Regions from separate parts of the Mus musculus genome. Here region 1 is linked to region 2. Evidence: chromatin loops called from intact Hi-C (ENCODE). Cell type or tissue: left cerebral cortex. All regions are shown on one strand. Each heading gives the region's core, and the rest is flanking DNA. Links, peaks and the distances in the headings are about the cores only.

The links. Hi-C counts contacts between places; a loop is a spot of excess contacts. Peaks named below come from ENCODE experiments on the same cell type or tissue, not always from the same donor. Only the 100,000 strongest peaks of a DNase experiment are listed, where the experiment ranks them.
Region 1: a loop joins it to region 2, with 2.3 times the contacts of the local background. A loop is called at or near these places in 1 of 42 quality-filtered maps.

The regions. Positions count from the first base shown.
Region 1 is chr14:21,673,539-21,682,096 of GRCm38, forward strand. It overlaps Dupd1 (dual specificity phosphatase and pro isomerase domain containing 1), which reads right to left. Exons shown (of 4, transcript NM_001013826.2): 4 at 3,034-3,622. The coding sequence ends at 3,393. Among named protein-coding and RNA genes, the nearest start is that of Dupd1, 37 kb to the right of the region's middle. RefSeq lists an enhancer at 1-2,162. In left cerebral cortex, for the core only: a CTCF peak has its summit at 5,144 (motif pointing right); DNase peaks (open chromatin) are centred at 4,217, 4,573, 5,133, 6,240 and 1 more place; H3K27ac peaks cover 428 bases.
Region 2 is chr14:21,605,111-21,613,668 of GRCm38, forward strand. Kat6b (K(lysine) acetyltransferase 6B) reads left to right here. Exons shown (of 17, transcript NM_017479.3): 3 at 4,644-4,752. Among named protein-coding and RNA genes, the nearest start is that of Dupd1, 110 kb to the right of the region's middle. In left cerebral cortex, for the core only: a CTCF peak has its summit at 5,340 (motif pointing left); a DNase peak (open chromatin) is centred at 5,320.

The DNA of each region.
Region 1 (8,558 bases), core at 4,105-6,604, 69 kb after region 2:
CTGATAGCCCTCATCTTTAAAACCAGCAATATGTTCTCTCCTTTGTAAGAGTGATCATCTGATGCCAACGGCACTTAAATAGCTCACATGGTGCCTACCCAGGTATGCAGGCCTTGCTTGCCAACATACTGTTAGAAATAGTGACCCAGACTGCCTTTGTCAGCACTCCGCCCCCATAAACTACACACACTGCCCAGGAGTGGGAGGAACACAACAAAGTTAATTGCCCCCAACTCACCCAGCTACAAATTGTAAAGCTGCAATCTATCCAGATGACCGGAATCAGCTCTCCTAAACACGAGTCTGAAATGGCCCGAACTTGTCACGTCTCTGCCATAAAATCTGTACTGCTCAGTGAATGCGGGATCCTTTGTTGGAGGACTCGAACCCAGATGCAGCCTCCTGCCATCTTTCTGGGGTGGCTTTCCTGTGTCTTCCTCCTTTACCCACTGATACCCAGAACGTTATTTCCCTCTGGTCTTGAGCATTTCTTCCGCCTCAAGATTCCAAGTCAAATTTCTAGAATCTTCTGCCCCCTCAAGGCTGTGTGCACCAAGTGCCAGCTCCCCCGTGTGTTCTCAGGTTCCCTCTTTCCTACTGAGGAAGAGAGCTATGGATTATTTCTTAAAGGTTTTGTTTTTATATTAAGTATAGGAGTGTTTTGCCTGCACTGTATGTGTGTCCCTGGTACCCATGGAAGCCAGAAGAGACTTTGGGTCCCCTGGAACTGGAGTTGCAGGCAGTTGTGAGCCACCGTGTGTGTGCTGGGAACCAAACCTGGGTGTTCTTCACCACTGAGTCAACTCTCCAGCATAGGTCAGGAATTCAAAACCAGCCTGGGCTGCTCAGGCAGTGAGAGGCTTTCTCAGACCCTCCTAGCAATAAAGGTTTCTCAGTGAGAAATGAGCTGCTTGGGATTTTTTTTCTATCAAAGGTGGCTAACCCACCAAGAGCCAATATTCCCTAGGTCACCCCCACCTTGTAAAACTTTTTTTCAAATCTTTTCATCTCCCCTGCTCTGTAAAACTTTGAAGTAAAGGCCTTGGCTCTTGCCGGTTTCCTCTTTCCTTCATTTCCTTCTCTATGCTTTCCAAATTAGCCAGGCTAGGGTAGACTGTGAGATTTTGAACCTCAGCCAGTGGAGCAGCCAAGCTCCCCCTTGCGTTAAGGATAAAAGGCAGGCCAGCTTGGCCCTCTGTGTGCTTACCAGCCCCATTTGGCTTGAGCACGCCTTATTTTACAGTAAGAAGTGGCCTTCCCCGGTTAACTTCGAGTTTATTTGAGAGCACAAGAGAAAGCAGGTTCCTTCCCAACACCCCACTAACTTGTCTGAGGTGGCCTCTCCCCACCATTTCATCTCCCGTATCCCACACTGCATTTTATTACCATCTGCACTTTGTAATTTGCTTAATCGGTTTTAGAATGTACTATAAATCTCAATAATGCTTTTTAACCAAACGAAAACGTTGCTTATGAAGTCTTTAAACACTAAACTTTCTGTTCCTCCATTCTCCTACTTCTAAATTCCAGGAGTCAGCAGGACCAGACAGCTAACACTAGGTTCTCTGCTTCAAAAGGACTCCACTCCAGGGAAAGGGGGGATGTGGTATGAGGTACGGGGACAGTGGCTCCAGAAAATCCTGAGTGGGACTATGTATGTTCTATCCTACATGTGCGTTCACCTTCAGCGAGTATGTCATGAAAATAGAAATGCTGACTTGTCTGGATACTGAATAGATGAGACCAACAGAGCTGAGGTCAAAAGGAGCCAGCAGGATGCTCTGATGAAACGCCTAAGTAGGAACGACTTTGACCCTGGGTTCCTACCCCAGGAGCCCTTGGCTCATAGGACACCAAGTGTGGGTCATCATGGAGTCCATCTGCTGGCCTCTACCACTCCAGTGTTCTCTCCCTCAGAACCATGAGAGCCCTGCTTTGTCCAGCCAAGCACCTGGCCCAATGAGCACTGTCTCCAGTCTTGCTGCCTGACAAGAGCAGGTGACTCGGTGTGTTGGCGGTACAGCTTTGCCTGTTGCCTTCGCAACGTTGTGGCAATGTTTTGGTTTTTTAAACTTATTAGGAAACCAATATTGTAACTGTTAAGTGAGTCTCTGGTAATCTCCCTTACCTATGTTAAGAGAGGACCCAGCCTTCTCCTGAACTAAGGGCACCCAGAGCATCCTCAGAATTCCTGGAAACCAACCTGTCCACAAGGTCCCAAGCTACAGGTGGCATGAAAGTAAAACAGCTTCCCCAGGAGTCACAGTGACCTGGATGACTTTACCCAGCTGCCCTGGACTCCAGCACCCTACAGTAAGAACATGTCTTGGATTTTTTAGTTCACACTGAAGACATGGGCCCTTCCTATCCTTCTCCAGCAGGCATTAGACACACACACACACACACTTTCTCCAGGACGCTGTCGTTCATGATGCTCCACTGCTGGTGTCCTCTCTCAGCAGCCTCTCTCTAGGTTCCATCTTCTCAGGGCTGCTGGTTCTGGAAGCCCACATGCGGGGTTGTGCTGCTGCTGCTGCTGCTGCTGCTTTCTCAAGAGTGAAGAATGACCATCAGGTGCCAGCTTAACTCAGCTCATCTGGCTGCTTCCCCCCTCCCCCCCCCCCCCCCCCCCGTTCCATGCAAACCACACATCTGCGGTGTGAGTAAAAAAAAACAAACCTCCCTGCTACCCTTACTGAAGGCAAAGGAGTATTCTGGTCCCCTAAAACTAAGTGCCCTGCCTCTCCTTTTCTCCCAAATTGTGAGGTTACACTCTTCCCTGTCTAAATTTACCACAACCCACTTGGATGCTGGCAGCTCTGGCTATGGCGATGCAAGGAAAGGCATTTCTGTTCAGAGGCTCAGGACACCATGCCTACCCCTGCCAGGTGCCTGCGCACATGTACATGGACTGCACTGAATAAGAAATGTGATTCTGTCCAGGCTTCCTCCCAAGTCCTAAGGCCTGTCCTGTAACACAGCTTACCAGGCAAATTTCTGTGGTTGAAAAAAAAAATCAAGCTCTATTTTTTTATCTTTTTATAATAACATGATTTTTCCCTTTCAGAGCCAAGCATTTAATCACAACACAGTACCCACACATTAAAACAAAACAAAAAACAGCCCAAACAAAGGAAACCTTTTTTTGCTTCCAACTTAAAGACAGGAGATTGTGGAGAGCGGTACCTTTTCCTTACCCAGATCCCCCTGCAGCTGACTTGGCCTACCATGAGGCAAAGAACTAGACTGGAGGAGACAGCGGGCATCCTCCCTGCTGCGCCCAGCCTTTGGTTTCACTGTCTCATCTCCCTGCCCACCAAAGCCTCCTTGCAGACGTGCTTCAGCCTTCTGCTCTGGGTGCCAGGGTCTCTGATCCTCTCTGAGGAGGCCCCCTACAGCCCTAGGTCACTGTCCCCTGGCCCGGCCTGTCGCCGCTGCTTCACCAGCTGCTTGTCCAGCTCTCGGAGTTGCTTCAAGAAGCCCCGGTTGGGCAGGACACAGCGGTTCTTAGCCACTTGTTGAATGGCGTCCACCAAAGTCATGTTCTTGTGGATCATCAGGTAGGCCAGGACCAGAGTTGCTGACCGACTTCGGCCCATGGCACAGTGAACCAGGATCTTACCTGCAGGTGGAGGAGACAGGAAAGAAAGCCAGTGCTGAACGGGATGGGGTTCCTCAACCCACATTTACTCTGTCACCCACAGTATGACTTGGGCCACAGCTCCCCATCAGCAAAATGGGGACACAGTTTCTTGGCTCTTTCTTTCTTTTTCTTTTTCTTTTGTTTGTTTGTTTTTGTTTTTGAGACAGGGTTTCTCTGTATAGCCCTGGCTGTCCTGGAACTCACTTTGTAGACCAGGCTGGCCTCCAACTCAGAAATCCGCCTGCCTCCCGAGTGCTGGGATTAAAGGCTTGTGCCACCACGCCAGCTCTCTTGGCTCTTTCATAGGCGTGTTGGGAAGGCAGTTTCTGTACACCGCACTTGTTTGCTGATGATCACGTGATAGGATTGGTAGCAGGCAGACGCTACAACTCTTGCTTGGTAAGAGAAGGCATTAAAACATCTGTGAGATGGCCCAACTCCATGCCTCAGAGAGTGGCCTCCTGGAAGCGATTGACTGATGGTTTTAATGTTTATTCAGTCATGTTTAGCAGGGTTCAAATGTCAAAGCATACCCCAGGAGACTGACTGGGTGACACACACACATCCCTCCCACCGGGTTCCTTGACCCTCAAGAGCAACAGGTGTCCCCAACCCTTCATCTCCTCTTCCAGAGAAGACTCTGCCTAGAAGAGTCTCCCATTTACTGTACTTCATGCCGGCCTCCTACCCTCCCCTGTCCTCCCTCTCTCCCCCTCCCTCCCTTTTGCTTCTACTGTGGATAGAAACCAGGGTCTCACCCCTGCCAGACAGGCACTGAACTACACTCGCAGCCTTTCAAAACCCATTTCTATATCTTGTTTATTTCATTAACAGTTTACATTTGAGGTCTCTACACCTCAGAATATAAATAGTTCTCTTTTCTTTCTTTCTTAAGCATCCTCCCACCCCATGCTGGGAATAAAACCCAAGACCTTACACATGGATGGCAAACACATCCTCAAGATACATCCCCAGCAAGAAATTATTTTCAAAGCATATGCCTTCCTTTTATTTCTTTTTGATGCTGGGGAACCAAATCCAAGGCCTTGTATGTGCTCAATACCCATTATTTCACTGACCTAGACCCCTGGCCCTTGAAAGTATATATTTTGAAACTACTGGTGTGTGTGTGTGTGTGTGTGTGTGTGTGTGTGTGTGTGTGTACATGGACAGAGTTTCCCTGTGTAACCCAGGATGTTCTCAAACTCATCTCAACATCCTCCTGCCTTAGTCCCTCAAGTGCCAGGATTAAACAATTTAAACAGAATGCATCACCACACCCTGCTAGTAGAACCTGTAAGCAATTGACTCTTTTGACAGTGTTAGGATACAATCTGACTTAGTCCTTGTCACATACACAAAGACAATGGTGCCTTAGTATGAACAATGTCACATGCATCAAATATACAAATAATCATTGCTTACACTGGGGAGGGGGCAGGCGATTGATTCCCTTAAAAATGATGTACAAGCAACCAGGTCCCTCAGGCCTCCACTTGGTGGCGCTCTAGAGCCCACCCAGGACACCCGTTGGCCCTGTCTCATTTCAGCTTTGACTTAAACCTTGTTATCATTGTCCCTGCCTTGCAGATGGAGAGACAGGTTCAGGAGGTGCAATTTCAATTTCTTGCCAGAGGTCACCCACAATACTAATGCCAGAAGTATCTTAATGCAAAACTGTGTTGGAGGCCCTTTCTGTGCCACTGTGCTCTGAGGTTTGGCTCTCGGCGCTCTCTCTCTCTCTCTCTCTCTCTCTCTCTCTCTCTCTCTCTCTCTCTCTCTCCCCACCCCCACTGTTTCCCATGGCTGAGTGACTCTCTACTGATATTCATCTAGCTGGCTGGGCTATCTGTGGCTGTGTGACCAAAGTGATGCCCTGACTTTCTGCTTCTCAGCCTGATAGCTGGAGAGATAAACAGGAAGTTGCCTGTGGACAGTTTCTTCATGGGCATGGCTCTCTGACCTTTTTAGCTCTCCCTTCTTCGTGGGACCAAGCCCAGACAAGGGAAAGAAGCCAAGACAACATAAGAAATGAAAGAATCAGGGGCTGGAGAGATGGCTCAGCGGTTAAGAGCACTGACTACTCTTCTGAAGGTCCTGAGTTCAAATCCCAGTAACCACATGATACCTCACTACCATCCATGATGAAATCTGATGCCCTCTTCTGGTGTGTCTGAAGACAGCTACAGTATACTTACATATAATAAATAAACAAATCTTAAAAAAAAAGAAAGAAAGAAAGAAAGGAAGGAAGGAAGGAAGAAAGAATCCACACACAGTTAGTTCTACTTTTCTCACTCCAAGTGGGATGGGAAGTCCTAGGCACCATGACCAGCTGCAAGGACCACTGATGTGCTGGGGGCTGGCACAGAGGTGCTCTCCACCTCCTCACAATTAGTGCCTTTCTCTGTCTACCCCAGCCAGCAAGGAGGGCAGGCCGCAACCCCCTGTGTCATTAAGGGGGCGCTGGTCCACATTTTCATCCAGCGTGACCATCCACGCAGATGAGCATCTACCTCTGGCGTTCTAATCCCAATAGAGTGTTCCAGACAGATGCTGCCTGGCCCCTGGCCAGCTCTGCTGACAACCGATGTGCTCCTTCCTCTCCTGTCACAGCTAAGCACTTGTAACAGATGAAAGCTGTAACCTATTAAGCTTTGGGGAACCTAAAGTCTGTGGAGAGAAAGCAGAGAGGAAGAAGACGGGGAAGGAAGATGGGGGGGGGAAGGAGAGAAGGGGGCTCTCAGCTCTGACGGAACTCTTAGAGCCAAATGTGGTTCTCATTAATGCTGTCAGCCTGGAGAAAGAGGCCCACTACCCCAGGGCAAGAGTGGGTTGTTCTCTGGAGGTCTCAGGTGCCCCTGGGCCCCACCAATTTCCTGTCACCAGAACCTCGGAGTCCTGTTCCCTCTTGGCTCTGGGGCTCTGCCAAGTCCCACTGTTGAGGCCCAGTGTTGGTGGCAGAAAACAGGGGTAGTGAGGGAGGCCTGTTCTCAGTCCTTGTCTGAACTTCAAGAAACCCAGAGGCCTGTGACCCTGACACCAGCCTCTCTGCAGGGTCCTGAGGTAAGGGAGAGCTGTTGGGACTGTTTTCTGGTTCAGTTCACAGCTGACTCCTGGGTAACCTCAGTTACCCTGGGCAATCTTCTGGGTAATTTATGGGTTGTTTGTTTGTGTGCTTTTGAGACAGGGTCCTGCAGCATCTCTGAGGCCTGGCCTTGAACTCTTAATCGTCCTGCTTCTGCCTCCCTGGATGGCTGGAGTCTCGGGTTTGCACCAGGGTACCTAGTGCCCATGCACTTACTTCATACATTTTATTGTAGTCAATTCTTGAAACTACCCAGTGGCTTCAGTCAAACTGTCATCACCATTCTACAGATGAGGTCGTGGAAGGAGATACGGAGAAGTGGCTCGTCCCAGTTGCACGGCCAGTGAATGGCAGACCTCGATCCAAGCCCAGGCAGTGTGACATCGAAGCCCGGAACTTCCCTGTGCTTGCTGCCCTTGTGTGAGCCAGATAAAGGTTTTACACATAATATGTACCTCTGCTACACGCAATTTGTGCTATTATTTTCTATTCTTTCTATTCAATTAAAAAAGCAGAAAAGGAACAGTGGGCACATCCACCATTTTGCTTTTATGACCCACTGATAAGGTTGCAGTCTATGTCTGAAAAATGCTGGCTTCAGAAAAATATTTACCAGAAGGAAAGATGCCATAATTGTATGAAAAAAAAGTTTAAATTCAAGATTTCTAATGTACCTACCTGAGCATGGTAGTTCATAACTATAAGGCAGAGGTATCAGGGCTATCATGAATTCAAGGTTTGAGGCCAGCTTGGTTTACAAAATAAAACCTTATCTCAAAATAAACTTTCAAAAACTCTACCTCATCCAACTACTTGTTTTCAGCGGTGACCAAAAGGTGAGCTTCTATCACTCAAATCAGATATATCAGGAGCCTGTGGGATGGTTCCCTGGGGAAAACTGCTTACTGGGCAAGCTAATGACCTGAGTCCCATCCCCAGAACCCACTTGGAAGAAGGAGAGAATCAACTCCCGAGAGCTGTCCTCTGACTTCTACAGGTGTGCACGCACTTCTATGCACACATCACACAGCAACATCCTCTTCTTCCTCCTCCTCCTTCTCTTCTTCCTCCTCTTCATCATCATCATCATCAGAAAGACATACTTGCCCAAGCCTGTGACCCACAGACCTACCTGCTGTCCAGGCCTAATGTGTGCCTTTAGAAGTGCCATTGTCTTTCCCTGGTTTTAGGCACTGCCCTTGCCGACTTTGCACTCACTGCCTTGGAAGTTGCTTTTCTCAGCAATGCATACAGGGAGGGTGAGGTCCTGCTCCATCCTAGACAGATGCGGGCATGTAGAGGTCCTCAGAGAATGAGGACAAGGTGTGAGTCCAACAGAAAGGAAGGGGACCTTAAAACAAACACTTGGGGACAACCTGGCCTGGCTGAAGCTTAGATGCCCCAGAGAACCAAATACCTGCCAGAAAGATGATTTCATCTATATAATCATACCCACTTGGTCTGGCATGTGTGTGTGTGTGTGTGTGTGTGTGTGTGTGTGTGTGTGTCTGTGTGTGTGTGTCTGTGAGTGTGTGTCTGTGTGTGTGTGTCTGTGTATGTGTGTGTGTCTGTGTGTGCACGCACATGTGTGTGTAGGCCAGAGGATAACCTCAGGTACTGTTCACCTTGTTTTTTGTAACAAGGTCTCTCATTGGCTTGGACCCTGCTAGTAGGCTAGGCTGGCTGCAAACACTGGGGATTAGCCTGTCTTCCCACTCCCAGCCCTGACATCACAGGGCACATTCATTCCCTCATCTGGTTGTTGTTTGTTTGTTCACGTGGGGTCTCACATGATCTGACATCCTCATGCTTTTGCTGCAAGCACTA
Region 2 (8,558 bases), core at 3,882-6,381:
GTGGATCATTTATCCACTGTGATTTTGGTACTATCTTCTCTCTCTTTAAATGAGTACGGTTGTCTGTCCTCAACACTTCCTGTGAATCAGTGACTGGATTGTTATAGTACTCTATTCTCTGATGCTTATAACCCATGTGGTTAATACTTTGCAATGGACTTCTTTTGAGAGTGGAATACTCCCCACCCCCATACGTGAAGATGTTGATGATTCTAGACTTGAAAATGTTGGAAATGGCAGGAAATGGACAGAGTGATGTGGAATGTGTGTGTGTGCCTTTCATGTTGATGGCCAGCCGGGCACTTTGCTGCATAGCCAGACACCTTACTGGATTTAGGTGTAGTGGTGTTTTCAGAGTCATTTGAGAGTTACGGACATACCATGACACTTTTTAAGTATTTGCTCATATCTCTAAAACGGTGCTTGTTGGCCATGGCTCAACATGATCATAATATGTTCACTTAAGTTGACATCTGGCTTATGTATTACTCTGTATTTAGTGCACGTTACCTAATTATCCCAGAAAAATCCTTTATTGTGACTCAAGAATTAGGGTGCTAGATAAATGCCTCACAGTTAAGAGTACTTGCTGAGGGCTCAGGTCTGGTACTCAGCAGTAATGTGCTGCCTCACGGCTTCCTGTAGCTGTAGTTGCAGGGCACCCAGCACCCTCTTCCAGCCTTAAAACACCAAACACACACGTTACACATACATACATGCAGACAAACCCTCATACACATAAATAAATCAATCTCTTTTTAAAACCACTAATCCAACCAAGGATCATGGGTTATATTTAGTCTCCATGTATATCTTTTGAAGAGACCAGGGACATTGTTTAATAAAGAATTCTTCAATTTAAAGTTGCGTTAATTGTTCTCTTACTAGTAGATTCACCAAGAATGGCATGGCTGTCCTAAGCGCTTTATGGAACCACTTGGAGGCACATGGTCTTAGTCCCATATTGGTTACAGAAGTAATCCCATTGTGACTAGTAACAATATAGCATTATAGATTTCCTTTTAAGTACTTTCAGAACATCCTATTGGTGGTGGAAGAAAGTGGATTGAAGAGGTGCTAAACACATCAATAAATGTGTTGCTCCTGATAGAAAGATAAATTTCAGTCCTCTGTTTTTCTGAGAGAGTCATGGAGGGAAATGTGAGGTTGAGCACTTGGCCCTAGGGACACAGACTTGGAGTGATTCAGAACTGCACTGGGACCCGTGCAAGTTTACAGAATTTCCCTAACCACTCACACCCTCAGGTTCCTAGGTAAAGTAGGGATAATGTGGCATACCCGCTTGGTGAGTAACTGAGGTGGTGGGAGGAGGGGCTTCCCTGCTGCCTAAGTGCCACTGCTTGGCCGAGGCAGGAAAGGGGCTTACAGAACAGAGCCAGCTCATTACTTACCATCACCACTCCCTGAATGTTGTTTTAGGCTTAACATGAGTTCAGCAGAACCAAACATCATAGAAAATTTGACCAACAAGTTAGATGCCATTATGAGATTCCTTTTGCTTTTTTCTTTCAAATATTTATTACTCTATTGTTTATGCACCCTAGAGGTCAGAAAATAATACTCGAGTCACTTTCCCTTTCTGTCTATTTGTGTGGGCTCCCAGGACGGAACTAGAGTTGTTCTGCTTGTGTAGCCACTTTACCCACCAAGATGGCTATGTTGCTGCCAGCAACCCTCCACCCCGCCCCAGAGAGCAAAGAAAGGAATTAAAGCCGGGAGTGGTGGCGCACGCCTTTAATCCCAGCACTCAGGAGGCAGAGGCAGGCGGATTTCTGAGTTCGAGGCCAGCCTGGTCTACAGAGTGAGTCCCAGGACAGCCAAGACTACACAGAGAAACCCTGTCTCGAAAAAGAATTTCCAAAAAAAGTTAGGTGGTTTGGATTTGGTTTTGGTTTTCTTTTAAGGGAACTATTGCGTGTGCTTTACTGTGTAGCACAGGCTAGCCTTGAAACTAAAGCTAACTTTGAAGTCATTTCAGTCTTTCTACCTCTGATTCTTTTTGTTTGTTTGTTTTGTTTTGTTTTTTGAGACAGGTATAGCCCTGGCTGTCCTGAAACTCACTTTGTAGACCAGGCTAGCCTCGAACTCAGAAATCCGCCTGCCTCTGCCTCCCGAGTGCTGGGATTAAAGGCGTGCGCCACCACGCCCAGCTCTCTGCCTGTAATTCTTAAATTGTAGGATTACAGGTGTGTGCCGCCATGATCACCTTGGGCTTCTGTTTTCAAAGTTCTTAAATATCACTTGTCGTTAATAGATTTGTGCGGAATCAAATTGCTATTTAACCAGACCTCATTCTGACTAGAATCCATTTTACTTTAAGGGATTATTTTTTAAAAGCCAAGACAGACAAACAAACAAACAAAACCAGTTTATATGTCATCTGAAGATAGTGAATCAAAATAATTCTGTGACCCATTTACATGCATTACTGTACAAGTTTCATTTCATACAAGTGACAATTTTTTAAAGTTAATTAGACTCGGCTACACTGAGGTTAGCAAAAAGTGCTTTGAATTATCAATAATTCAGCAGGGCAGACGTTTCTGTATAATGCAGTGGTTTTATAGAGTATTGTGAGATAGTTATCCTTAAAATAAATGGTTGTGAGCATACATCAGCATGGTGGGGTTCACTTGAATGTGATAGCATCTCTGCTTCTATTATTGGGCAGTGTGCGGGACATCAGTCTTTCTGGCCATGAACTACTAGCAACCTTTGTCCTTTGTGTTACCTTTAGTTACAAATGGAAAATGAGCGTGAATGCTGGCTGATGGCCATGGCTCTCTTTCAGCTAAAAATCCATCTGGAAAGAAACATGGAGCTACAGATTTGGATTTATTTCGTTTCGTGAATGATATGTGACATTTTGTAAATTATTTATCACTGTTAGGGTGGTGGCAGTGGCTTGAACATTGTTCTATCAAATGAAAGCAAGGATCCCATTAGTACAAAGACTGTGCTTTAGCCAGAATCTATCAGGGGAACGTTGTCACTTTAAAACCAGATTGTTCTTTTAATTGCTATTTAAAGGAACAAAAGTGTTCCCAAGGTACTGCAGCCGAGCAGTTGCAAGTAATAACTATGGATCCATAATTACGCAGTGCTGATTATCTGGCCTTTCAGAAACTGTGGCTGGAGTCACTGACCAATTTGTTGTAGCTTGTCCTCTTGGTTTCTCTGGTGCAGAATATTCCACACTGAGCCTTTTTAACAGAGCTACAACAATCCATTTGTAAAGCTCCCTCAGAAAGTGAAGCCTGTGCATATATTAATAGAACAAATTCGGCTGAAAATAAGGGCAGGATAATGAACACTCATATTGTAAGATGAAAGTCACAGTCATATTAATTGTTGTTTGTGAATGCTAGGTCATAAGATGAATTCTTGACTTTCATGGCATGTTGTTAGAGGGAACCAAGACATTTGTGGAATCATTATAACCATCCAAAATATTATCTTAAAGAAGTGGCTGATTTTTCTTTTTAACTGGCAGTTGCTTCTTTATTTATTCAACCAGTAAACATATTTTGAGAGCCTACTGTGAACCAGGCTACGTATTAGGCATTTGGGATTGAATGGTTGCCCAAACGAGGTTTATTCTGTGCTGCTGTCGACTTAGAGAATTAGATCTAACACAATCTTGTTTGTGATTTACATATAAAAACATTTGTGATTATGTTGAGTTTTCTTGCCCTGAATTTTTGATTCATGACATTCCATATAAAGGCTTCAGAGAAGAACTAGCAGACAACATGTGAGAAGGCTTGGAATGTGCAATAAAATTTTAGTTTTTATACAGTTTTGGCTGTTCAAGATAATGTAGCTCTGTAGGCACAGTGAACTGCATTCATATGGTTGGAAATGTCTGCCCTGCTGGCAGTAATAATCAACCGAGGAGACGCAGAATGTATGTAGATTTACACATTGTTAAAAGCAATTGCCATAGAGAGTTAAAGGGTGCCAGGGGGTAGACAAATGTTTTGTTGTTTCTTTTATAAAGTGTGAATGTCAGAGATGGAGGGTTTATCTCTTCTGTGTGCCCTGGTTTCCCTTTGAAGCCCTTGGTGCCAGAGAGGTCTTGTTAATAGTCTTTTGATCTTCTCAAGTCCGACAGAATTTTAGCTCCTGCTCGTTCTCTGTTCATGGGCTCTCTGAAGCACGCATTTCATGTCCGGTATTTAATAGGTGAATAATCACAACACTTGATAAAGCTGAGTTAAATAATCTCACTAATTAACTAGATGAGGTCCATAGTCTTTGTTGCTGAGTAGATGAACAGTTTATTGTACATACAGATTATGGGAACACTTGGGAACACAGATGAATCCTTAATGTTCCTGCTGAAGGCTCTGTGATAGTTGAAGGTCTTAGGATTCACTGAATTCATAAAAGTTACTTCTGGATCTAATGACTACATTTAAATGTATTCAGATACGGCTTTGCTACCACATAACTTATGATGATTTTTATTAGAAAATGTTGATTTTCTTTTTGATTGTTTAATTTATCAGGGTTTCCTTAAGAAATATGTAAGACGCTTTGAATTTAATAATTTGTTTTAAATTTTGAAAGGAAGGCTAACACTATGTTTTGGTTTTTGTTTTTGTTTCTCTTTCTCATAGCCCCGTGCCGATCCCATTCCAATATGTAGCTTCTGTTTGGGGACTAAAGAGTCAAATCGTGAAAAGAAACCAGAAGAACTCCTGTCTTGTGCAGATTGTGGCAGTAGTGGTGAGTTTGGTTTGTGTGCGTTCTACATGGTGTCCACTGTCAGAGCTTCATGCTCTCGATCTGTAGCGAAACCTCCCAGAACATGTTCAAAGACATCGTTTGGTGATAGAATAGGTTTGAAATATAAGAACATTATACAGGTCAAGGGTGAAATATGAATGTACCAATACCAGCCTATGTTACATGTTTATATGATTCTGTTCAGTAGTATTTGTAACCAAGCTCCAGTTTCAGATCTATGTGGCTAATTCAGTGTTAGACTGCAGTGCATGCAGTAAGTAAAGTCACAGTAGAGATTTTGTTTGTTTGACTGTTTCTTGAACTGTCTCTCCATGTAGCCCAGGCTGGCATCAAACTCCTTTTACTTGTCCCTGAGCCTTTTGAGATGCTCAGTATATTGCCTGGACCAAACTCTTAAATCCTGACCTCAGTCAGTCAGTCTCCTGCCTCACCTTCCCAAATCCAATCATTGCCACGCCTAGCTCATAGCAAAGGATTTAAGCTAAACACAGTATACCCCTTCTGTTCTCCCCAGTCTCAGAGAGACTCCAGTGAAGTCTGTATTGTTTCAGGTTACGACACCTACTGGTGAAATGTAGTAATTCAATCCAGCTCCATGTTAACTGAAGAAAAGGGACAGACCATGAGATTCGAGGAGTGTGTCTTCTCTGCTCTTACCATTTGATTTTAAGATTATGCCTCCAATTTTATTCAGAGATATAAATGCAAATTGTGTTTATGTTTTTAAAGGTTTTCTTTTACTGGCTGTTCTTTTTGATTCGGCACATAAAAGCCACTCAGGTTACATGCACATACACATAGTTTCCTGCATATGAAATGGTAATACTGGGCCCCCCTATGAGTACTTCTGTTGTTGTTGTTGTTTTGTTATTTTCCCATTGAGTACCAACCTGAAGGCCTTACCCATGCTAAGCAAACCCTGCTGCTGAGTTGCAGCCCCAGCTGTAAGGCTTTTAAATGTTAATCTTTCTGTGTTGGTCTTCTCTTTTTCTCTCAGATACTGAGATATTTTTTCCCTCAATGTTAGTTTAAAACTCCTGGCTAACAGCTGGAGTTTTATTTCTGTGGTAAAGCACTTGTCTAAGACCCTAGGTTCAATCCCAGCAAGCAGAAGGAAGGAAGCAAAACAGCTCTGCAGAACCTATAGCATGCTCTCATACACCACTGCCTTTCCTTCCAGCCAGACACCTAATCATTCCACAAGGTGCTGTCCTCATTAGTAATGCTGGTGCTTACCTCTACACTTAGAGGGACTAAACAGCCCAGTCCAGAGTCTGCGTGGGCTCTCCTGAGAACTGGAAGTGGCACCCATTCTTATGGTTTTCCACACTCTCGTGCTGTCCCACTTGATTGCTGTGAGTAACTTAAAATTTGTCACCACGTAGGACAGCTGCTTAATGGTTGGATAGAGGAAATATGTCATACTGAGGAATGATTATGTTGTGGAATGGTTCTTAGTTGGTTATTCAGAAGTTCAACTTGATAGGCCATTTGTGGTCAGCAGCCTCCAGGACCTGACTAGCTGGAAAGAGCCTTCACGATATGACATGTCAAGCACTGCCTAAAAGATGTCTTCTGCTGTCTCGGTGATGGGCTTTATGGATGCATTAGCATTCTCTCACTTGGCCATGGTATCCTGGGTTAGTGACAGAAGAGCACAGAAACATTGTCTGTGTGTTCAGGTTAATTTATTTCAACCTATGAGTCCCCTGCTCCCCTGGGCAGGCAGTGCCTCACTCATCAGTCTGCCTCTACTTACCTTGTAGGTCTTTTCACAAGGCTCATTTCAAATGAATTATTTTTTTGTGTCACTGCCTGATGAGTTCTGTGGTGTCCAGACATCTGGTGTTTATCTGTGAATTTTAAGCTGTATGTTAAAATGCCCTCTATCATCTTGTTTTAATATCTATTCATGGGGCACGCAGACAGATTTCGCAAGTGGGAAGAAAGATTCTCTTCATATATTCCTCATTGCTGATGACACACCCGGCCCTGCTGAGTTGTTGCGAATCTGGGATTTTATCATAACTTCAAGGCCTTCCTTATAGGGTATCAAGGTGTAATTCTACCCAGGTTGATCTTAGACTTTATAATACCATCAAGCTCCCCTAGTCTTCCCAGATTGAAGACCCAGCAGAGGGAGGTCTGGCCCCCTCTGCACAAAAGTGGCTGAAATGTCTTTTCTCTGAAGCTTCCCACTTCTCCATCCTTGCTTCCCAGGCTTGTCCTTTCTGCCCTCAAAAGTACCCTTCTTTTCTAGCAAGTAGAGAAGGGTCAGGTTCTCTGTCCCTGGATCACATACATCTACCTGTTACTGGCAGAAATGCAAACCTTGGGGCATAGTGTATTCTGTAGAGCACAGAGGATGCCTGAAGGTGCCTCTCTGGGCTCTAAAGTAGAGCAGTGCTCTGGCAGTTCCTTAACCATCTGTGAGTGTATCAGCTTGGATTTGACTACTTCAGGGGCTGGGAGAAGATCCCAATTATGGAATACTGTGTAGACATGTACGCCCTCTGGTCAATTAGGAAAAAAACTATATTCCTTTTTCCTCCTAAAATTAAGCATCGCTGGGCGTGGTGGCGCACACCTTTAATCCCAGCACTCCGGAGGCAGAGGCAGGCGGATTTCTGAGTTCGAGGCCAGCCTGGTCTACAGAGTGAGTTCCAGGACAGCCAAGACTACACAGAGAAACCCTGTCTCGAAAAACTTAAGAAAAAAGAAGCATCAGGGGCTGAAGAGATGGCTCAGGGGTTAAGGGCATTGGCTACTCTTCCAGAGGACCTGGGTTCAATTCCTAGGACCCACATGGCAGTTTGTAAGTGTCTGTAACTCCAGTTTCAGGATATCTGATACAGTCACTTCAGGCAAAACACCAATGCACACAAAATAAAAATAAATCTTTTTTTTTTTTTTTTTTTTTTAATGAAGCATCAAAGTAAAATGTGGTTAATCTTAGGAGGCGTTGGAGTACATGTGGTTTCTAACACCATGGTTTTCATGAGGAAGACCATGATGGGCCACATGCTTCTGCAGTGCCTTGTCAGGATGGGAGCCATGCTGGCACAGTCCAGTCCTGCAGCTCCAGGGGAACTAAAGGTTGGTCCTCCAGGTGGCCTTGTAGAGCCTGCTGCCTTCCCATCCACAGAAGGACCCACCGACTGCAGGATGGAATCGGGACTGTTTGTAAGGATCAAAGGAATTCTGAACATAAGATATTTTTGTTAAAAAAGAAAAATGTCCATGAGTAATAGACAACCAGAAGAAGGAAGTCCAGATGCAGCCATCAGGAGGATGATGATTATTCAATGTGCTTCCCATATGTGCTCGACGCTCTTAGTCACCTCTCTCTGAAGCCCCATTGCTGTGATGACGATTGTACTGCGCTGAGCTTCCACAGACATGAGTGTAACTGTTTCCTTCTGCTTCCACATGAAGTGAGATCACTGGACTTCCTCTGCTTTAAAGATGACTGTATAACAAATGATCAGAACTCCATTTTTTCCTTGCTAAAAGTCCCATTTTAAAAAAAAAACTGCTCAAGTCAAGGGCAGTAAACATGTGAAGTGAGGTACAGAAAGCCGCCCCGAATGTAGTGTCTCCAACCCCATGCCCCACTCCCCTTCCTGCTGGCTGCAACAGACATTTGCTTATTCTGTACAATGGAAAATAGTAAGTCTGTCCTCTAGATCCACGGGGCTTGCATGATCAGCCACGTGACACATCCGGAGATTGTCCTAGCCACTCATAAAACTGAGACAGTCCTCAGTCAGGTCTGAGGAAATGCT